2 separate regions of the Homo sapiens genome follow, and region 1 is linked to region 2. Evidence: read pairs that join two places in POLR2A ChIA-PET (ENCODE). Cell type or tissue: Panc1. All regions are shown on one strand. Links, peaks and the distances in the headings refer to the core of each region. The heading gives the core; the rest is flanking DNA.

Region 1 (4,405 bases), core at 149-4,148, 690 kb before region 2:
GATATTAATAGATAACAAAGGAATTTCAGCGTAATTACTTCTTACATACATTCTTGGCCATGTGTCATGTAATTTCCCTGGTTTGATTTCCCCAGGAATTCCTAACGCTAGGAATTTAGATTAGTTTCTGCTAACATTTAAGATCACCAAATTGAGGCTGTGATCTCCATTTCAAACATAGCTCAAAGATAAATACAAATAATGAGCTTCAATATGTTGAGTCATGGTTAGGAAAAGTGAGGTCCAAATCTTCAGAGGCTGTTTGTCTAGGATGAGTCATGTGGTCTGCCCCTTCCACAGCTGAGCATTTACTCCGGTGAAATCAGGTAAAGCAATGATCTGAGACAGGCCACAGAGCAGTCTGTGAGGTAGGGGTGAGTGAGGCATGCCTGGGTATTTGAGTTGATTTATGGGGGACTTGTGTGTTTATGAAACTCGTGGGTTTTTGGGTTTTTTGGTTTTTGGCATCACTGTCTAGACTGCTTCCTTCTTCCTGCTCCTCACCCCTTTTCCAGAACTAGTGCTAGCTTGACTACTGTTGATCCATGGATTGTGCATGCAAAGCTCCAGGCCAAAGATGTTCACCAGGGTTTAGAGATAAACAATTTAAAAAATATATCTTTCAAGCAGTGCTTCACCCACTTGGGTTATCTGTGAACCCACTTTTCTAAAATTTACCAAATCTTAAAAAAAGTTGACCTACATTTTAATTTAAATAAATGTATTATAGAAGGAAACAAGATATCCCATGCTATAAATAGGAGACTCCATTCAAAACTGTGGAGACAAAACAATGGAGTTTAGACTTTAAATGCTAAAAAGGATCTGAGTTTGAGGCCTGTTCTCTTTTTCTGAAAGAGATGTCAGGGTTAGAGAGGTGGCAACCGCATACCAGTGCCAAACTAAAACTTTCTCCTTGGCTGGGTGTGGTGGCTCACGCCTGTAATCGCAGCACTTTGGGAAGCCGAGACAGGTGGATCACCTGAGGTCAGGAGTTCGAGACCAGCCTGGCCAACATGGTGAAACCCTGTCTCTACTAAAAATATAAAAATTAGCAGGGCATGGTGGGTGGGCGCCTGTAGTCCCAGCTACTGGGGAGGCTGAGGCAGGAGAACTGCTTGAACCCAGGAGGCAGAGGTTGCAGTAAGCCAAGATTGCGCCACTGCACTCAAGCCTGGGCAACAGAGTGAGATACCATCTCAAAAAAAAAAAAAAAAAAAAAAAAAGGCCAGGCGCAGTGGCTCACACCTGTAATCCGAGCACTTTGGGAGGCCAAGGTGGGTGGATCACAAGGTCAGGAGATCAAGACCATCTTGGCTAATACGGTGAAACCCTGCCTCTACTAAAAATACAAAAAATTAGCTGGGAGTGGTGGCATGCACCTGTAGTCCCTGCTACTTGGGAGGCTGAGGCAGGAGAATTGCTTGAACCCAGTAGGCGGAGGTTGCAGTGAGCCGAGATCACACCACTGTACTCCAGCCTAGGCAACAGAGTGAGACTCTGTCTCAAAAAAAAAAAAAAAAAAAGGAAAAAAGAAAAACAACTTTCTCCTTGATGTATTCAGAAGGATTGAGAGAAAACTGAAAATAGAATAACTTGCTCACTGTGTAAGTTAGCGTTATGTAATGCTGTGTTTGTGATCTACTTCATTTCACACACCTTCAATAGCATTTGTCTCACACAATGAGAAATGTTTTTAACTACTGTCTGGACCAGATAGTAGGTGGCAGTAGATTCAACATGGATTTATCGAATGCCTATCATGTGTATCATTTGTGCAAGGCATTACGGGGAATACAAAGAAAGCAGATTAACTTGAACTGGGGTTAGAAGACATAAATAATATGTATTATATATATGTGTGTGTGTGTGTGTGTGTGTGTGTGTGTGTGTGTGTGTATGTTTATATATTGAGTATTTCAAGGATGTACTTTCCTCCTCCTGGTGTTTACCATTCTTAAAAAATACATAATCTTAATATTTTTTCACCACAAATCCTTTGAGGATTGAATATTATATTGATTAAATAATGAGGCAGTGCCGTGTGCTTTGGGCTTGATAATCTTTGAGAGTAAAATAATACTAGATTTGGTGACATGACTGGTGTCTTGTTTTTCCCAGCTTTTAAGTCTAGCATTTCATAAAAAACAAAAATGTTGCATTTCATTTGGAAATTTAAAGTGCTCTAAGTGAAATCCACGTGAGTGAAGGGGTGCCCAGTGGCTCACAGCTCAAGAGTGCCCCATTGACTGTGCCTTCAACTCGTTTCAGAGAAGTTGCTGGCCACGCTTGGCCACAGTGTTAGCCTTCTGAATGAAATACAGACACCAAATAGGAAATCAGAACAGGGGGACTCTCTAAAGAACAGTTCTTTTTTTTTTTTTTTGAGATGGAATCTCGCCCTGTTGCCCAGGATGGAGTGCAATGGCGTGATCTTGGCTCAATGCAACCTCTGCCTCCCAGGTTCAAGCAATTCTCCTGCCTCAGCCTCCTGAGTAGCTGGGATTACAAGTGCACACCACCATGCCCGCGTAATTTTTGTATTTTTAGTAGAGACGGGGTTTCACCATGTCGATCAGGCTGGTCTCGAACTCCTGATCTTGTGATCAACCCGCCTCTGCCTCCCAAAGTGCTGGGATTACAGGCATGAGCCACTGCGCCCTGCAAGAACAGTTCTTTGATACAGTTCTTTAGTGAGAAGGACTTTAATCATGGAATCTGGCAGCTTTTATCTATCTTAGTGAGGACGCTCTCCTTCCAGGTTCCAGAAGCAGGACACATATCCATGCATTTCAAAGGTCCTGGACATAAGGCTGTTGTGGGCTATGCAGGACTCTCAGGACATAAATCTTGCACCAACCCTGGGGGTGTGGGACAGCAGACAGCTCCTAGGTGCAGTTTTCTCCTCACCATGCCCTAAATGAAGTGGAAAGGTCACTTGGCTAATCAAGCAACGGGCTTCTTGCTTGTATTCAGATATGCTTTTACTGCATTTGGTTTAGTACACCCAGACTTCGATATCATACTGAGAATTTAAAACTCACCTTAGGCTGTCCTTTGGGACAGGTGTGTGCTCATATGCATGTGTGTGTTCCAGTAGGGTCTGTCCCTGGATCCCCAGTACAGCTTTGAAGTGGAATGGTGGCTCCACACACAACAATGAACAATTCTTTTCCCTTGTTTCCCCACACTTGCTCCCCCTGCCTTCTTCCCTGATTATCTCTCTACTGTTCTTGCCATCTTCTGGTGCCCTATCTCTCAGCACCATTTCTACTTCCCAAGCAACTGTCCAACAAACTGTTGCATCTTAGCAAATATTGCTAATCCAGAATCCTTTGGTTATTTCTCAGAGGACTCCATTTGGAAAACTGTTTCTCCTTTCAGATTTGGGGAATCATAATCTTAAAACTTAATTCATTTATTCAACAAATGTTTCTCAAAGGCCTACCCTGTGACAGGTACTGTGCCAGATAGACACTTAAATAAATAATACATTTTCAGCACTTTTAAGAATTTTAGAATCCGGTGGGAGGAGACAGGCAAGTAAATCAACGATAATTATAAGTAATATATTAGTCATAATAAAAACTATGTCAGGGTGCCGGGCAGGGTGGCTCACGCCTGTAATCCCAGCACTTTGGGAGGCTGAGGCGGGCAGATCAATTGAGGTTGGGAGTTGGAGATCAGCCTGACCAACACGGAGAAACCCTGTCTCTACTAAAAATACAAAAAATTAGCCAGACGTGGTGGCGCATGCCTATAATCCAGCTACTCCGGAGGCTGAGGCAGGAAAAGCACTTCAAATGGGGAGGCAGAGGTTGCAGTGAGCCGAGACCGCACCATTGCACTTCAGCCTGGGCAACAGGAGCGAAACTCCATCTCAAACAAACAAACAAACAAACAAACAAACAAAAAAACCCCAAAACTATGCTAGATCTACTGGTATGCAGTTGTGCGAATGAGGAGGAGAGACATCTCAATCAGATGCTCTGGGTTCTTCTAGCTCCCTTACTGGCCCTTTTGCCACATTGAGCACCGCAAAGTGTTTACGTCACTGTAAGAGCAGAGTGTGAGAGTAGGGCTAGCACACACTGGTATGACTGTTCCAGTTGTTAAAACATTGAAATACTCCTGTACCAGTAGGTGATGACTTCAGTGTCCCTTCTACCCCAGGAGCCCCAGCTATTTCCCACAGACTCAGCAACTAAGGACAGACTGAGGCCCTGCAGGCATGGCTCCAGCATTTTGGCCTGGGGCCATTCTGTTTAGTTGTCATCTGGGCCATAAAGATTGCTTGATGGTTTGAATATCCTCCCTGTGTACTGGACTTGTTGGGCATTGAATCTGCTGCACCCAGCACAGAGACTGCCATTTAAGTAGTGCACAATAAATATTAGGTGGATGT
Region 2 (4,405 bases), core at 255-4,254:
ATTCTAAGTAATCTTTCACCTCTCCAGAAGAAGCAGAGACTTTTCTACTTCTGACACCTGACAGCTTATTTTGCTAGTACAATTTCACAAGAAAAGAAGAAATGAAACTGAATGTCATTGAGATAGAAATATGAAAGAATTACACTAGTGGTAACAACAAAATATAAATTGTCATCTTCCATCTATTTCTGACAGTGCAAACATAATATTTTTACTACTTCTAAAAAGAATGCACGTGAACCTCTAGCAGATGTTTCAAATATTAAGCACTAGTGACCCTCAATTGTCAAAATAGCATAGCTCTGTTTTGAACCCCTTTTCTGGAATTGGACTTGTTTGCATTACGTTTTGGCCTCTCATCCCATTCTGAATGTTATCACATATACCAAAATGTTTAGGATTATTCAACTATCATCCCTGTTCCTGGAATCAACTCCCTCCATTTTAATACACATGGTTTTCACAGTATACTCCTTATTAATTACAGTATCCATACATCTAGTTTGTTTTATAGCTCTTGTTTATATCTGCTGTGTCATCAGATTTAGCATTTGTTCAGGATTTGCCACTGGTTAATGAAGTAGCGTTATCAATAGTTGCTTTGAATTAAGCCAGGTGGGTTTTGTGGACTCCACTCTATCCTCTGACTTCTGCAATGGTCATATCCAAAAGAGTAAGAGAGCATCAGCAGTGTACAGATTTCTCACCACTCAGCACCTGACTAAATCGGAAAGATGATCAGCCATTGAAAATTATCTCTACAAAAGCAAAAGAGAACCTGAAACTGACGTGATGAGAACTCAAGCAATATGCAAGATCTAAATTTAAAATGCTATAATTATGTTGTTATTCATTGTAGTAAAGGTATTTTTTTTAATTTGGGCTTAGAAATAATTTTAAATTTATAAAAGGTTGCTAAAATTATATTATTAAAGGTACACTCATATACCCATTCCCCACATTTTATAATTAACATTTTGCCACATTGGCTTTATCATTCCCTCTCCTTCCCCTCTGTCACCCTCTCTCTCTTCTCTGCTTCCTTCTTTCTCCCTTCATCTCCCCCACACCCTCTACCCCTTCTCTCTCTGTCTCCTGAGTCATTTGAAGGTAAGTAACATACATCATGGCCCTTTACTCTAAATATTTTATTGTATATTTCCTAAGATTAGGAATGTTCTCACAGCTACAGTTACCAATTTTATAAATTTATATTGGCATAATACTTTTGTCCAATCTACTGTCATGTTCTAATTTTGTCAGTTGATCTAATAATGTTCTTTATAGCATTTTCTCCATCTGGTACAGGATCCACTCCGGAGTCATATATAGGATTTGGTTGTTAGTGGTCATGTCTCTTTAAGCTTTCTTTAATCTGGAACATTTTCACAGCTTTTCTTTCTCTTTTATGACATTGACACTTTTTAAAAGAATCTAGTCCCCCCAACTTCTTCTATTTTAATATAGTGTTACAAAGAACATTTTCATAGATCTAATTTTAAATGAATGAATTTTAATTCTGTGCTAGAATGTAACAAAATTAAGAAATTCCATGATTTTATGGCATCTAAATATGAGAAAACATTCAAGAAATCATAAATAGTGATATCCTTGTTTATTAAATTTTGTCTTTTAGAATGATTTTCCAAAGACAGATACTTTAATTGGAAGCAAAAGACAGGACCTGTGAAAGTATTTTATCTGAAATATTTTTGTATTTCAACACACAAAAAATAGAAATGAGAACATCTACATTGAAATTCTTCATTCAGCAGAGTTTTTTTCCTACCTCAGGATCTATAGGGAGAATATTTTCTCAATTTAAGATATTGTGGTCTCTAATGTACAGTGATCTCTAATGTAGAGTCACAGAAATGTAACTTTGCAGAAATTACAAGCAACTTATGAAAAATTAAAAACGAATGAGAATATATCAAATTACATTCTATAGAAAGAGATTCTTACCCCCTATTAGGGACAGATACAGTTCAAAACTTGTTAAAGTACATGAATACATATGCTAAAAGAAAAACTTCAGGGGAATTAAATTTAAAGGGGTTTAATTGAGCAACGAATGATTCACAAATTGGGCAGCTCTCAGAATCGCAACAGATTGAGAGAGACTGCATGGGTGCCTCATAGTCAGAAGAAATTTATAGACAAAAGAGAAGTGATGTACAAAAATCAGAAGTGAGATACAGAAACAGCTGGATTGGTTACAGGTTTGCATTTGCCTTATTTGAACACAGTTTGAACACTCAGCAGTGTTCTATCAGTCTATGAGTGGTTGAAGTATGAATGCTGGAATTGGCCAAGACTCAGCTGTTGTTACAGGTGCATACTACTAAGCTAGATTTTCAATCTTGTCTGCCTGTTAAGCTAGGTTACGGTTCGTCCACAAAGACTCAAATATAGATGTACGGAGTCCTTCTCAGGCCATATTTAGTTCACTTTAACATATATAAAGAACAATTATTTTGGTCATTTTGAGCAATAAAACACACAAAATGTATTTACTAAACACCTATTGTATGCCCAGTACAGTAGGAGTTTATAAGTGCAAGATGCTCAAGTGTACAAACAATCTAAGGAGACAAATCAAAAACAAAATAATTTGAAAGCTCACTAAAGGAGTAAAGGAAAAGATAGATTTCAATGGAGTACTCTCTAAAGCCAAACAAAATTTAAGTGGGAAATGTTGTGACTGACCTTTTAGGAAGGTTGGTTAATCCAGTGGATGGTAGGTTGGGAGGTCCATGGCAGAGCTGATGAAAGCAGGAGAAACATACTTAGCTGTGGTATCAAGGAGGCCTCCCTCACTTGGTTGGTTATAGGGGACGTCTGAAAGAAGCATCATCTCTTCTCCAACATTTTGCACTTGCAAAATATTGGCAACTTTTGAGGTTCAACATACCAGCTCAGTAGATACTAGAATCCAGACTTACTTAAATAAAGGATTTAACAGCATCTGTTGAATTTCTCCTGCACAGAGCAATAAAATCTCATTGCAATTTTATGTCTTTTCATCCCTTTATCCAGCAAATATCAAGTGCCCATTATGACTAGGTACTAAAGCCACATTGTCATTTTTTAAAGTTTAGATAATTGACATAAATAATTTATTTTATTTTTTGCTTCATTGTACACAGATGTTAAGTCATTTCATTCTTAGGGAAAGAATATTTATTTGAATAACTTCGAATAAGATATTTTTAAGGAGGTGCCATCACAACTAATTTGTTGGTAAGTAAACAATATTTCAAAAACTCTATACAGACAGCCCTTAGTATCCATGGGTTCTGCACCCACAGATTCAACGAATCACCAATCAAAAATATTAAGAAAAAAAGAATGGCTACATTGTGGAAGACAGTGTGGTGATTCCTCAAGGATCTAGAACCAGAAATACCATTTGACCCAGCAATCCCATTACTGGGTATATATCCAAAAGATTACAAATCATTCTACTATAAAGACCCATGCACACATATGTTTACTGCAGCACTATTTACAATAGCAAAGACTTGGAACCAACCCAAATGCCCACCAATGACAGACTGCATAAAGAAAATGTGGCACATGTATACCATGGAATACCATGCAGCCATAAAAAAAAATGAGTTCATGTCCCTTGCAGGGACATGAATGAAGCTGGAAACCATCATCCTCAGTAAACTAACACAAGAACAGAAAACTAAACACTGCATGTTTTAATTCATAAGTGGGAGTTGAACAACGAGAACACATGGACACAGGGAGGGGAACATCACACACTGGGGCCTGTCAGGGGGTGGGGGGCAAGGGGAGGGAGAGCATTAGGACAAATACCTAATGCATGTGGGGCTTAAAACCTAGATGACGGGTTGATAGGTGCAGTAAACCACCATGGCATGTGTATACATATGTAACAAACCTGCACATTCAGCACATGTATCCCAGAACTTAAAGAAAGAAAAGAATGGTTACAATTGTACTAAACACATGCAGACATTTTTTCTTGTCATTATTCCCTAAACAATACAGTATAACTATTTGCATAGTATTTACATCGTATTAGGTATTGTAAGTAATCTAGAGATGATTTAAAATATATTGGAGGATATGCATAGATTATATGCAAATAGTACACCATCTGATATAAGGGTCTTAAGCATCTGTGGATTTTGGTATCCACAAAGGGTCCTAGAACCAATTCCCCACAGATACCACGGTACAACTGTTACTTTGGTTATTTTAGCACCCAATTGGGATAATAAACTATTTGATCACCCTAATAAATGTGACTGCCTCTTGGAAAGAGCTTACTTACTCTTCCACAGGTAGCCAACTGGTCCAATTTGAGTCAATCAGGGCCCTTCACTAAAAATATTGGAATTGGAACTTAAAAAAAGAATTAAATATATTT

What was found. Peaks named below come from ENCODE experiments on the same cell type or tissue, not always from the same donor. Only the 100,000 strongest peaks of a DNase experiment are listed, where the experiment ranks them.
Region 1: POLR2A ChIA-PET joins it to region 2 with 20 read pairs; 1 of 35 experiments calls an interaction of 5 or more read pairs at or near these places.

The regions. Positions count from the first base shown.
Region 1 is chr5:124,592,930-124,597,334 of GRCh38, reverse strand. No RefSeq gene overlaps it. Among named protein-coding and RNA genes, the nearest start is that of ZNF608, 150 kb to the left of the region's middle. In Panc1, for the core only: no CTCF peak of the experiment used is centred there; a DNase peak (open chromatin) is centred at 244; H3K27ac peaks cover 3,422 bases.
Region 2 is chr5:123,903,221-123,907,625 of GRCh38, reverse strand. No RefSeq gene overlaps it. Among named protein-coding and RNA genes, the nearest start is that of CSNK1G3, 390 kb to the right of the region's middle. In Panc1, for the core only: no CTCF peak of the experiment used is centred there; no DNase peak of the experiment used is centred there; H3K27ac peaks cover 280 bases.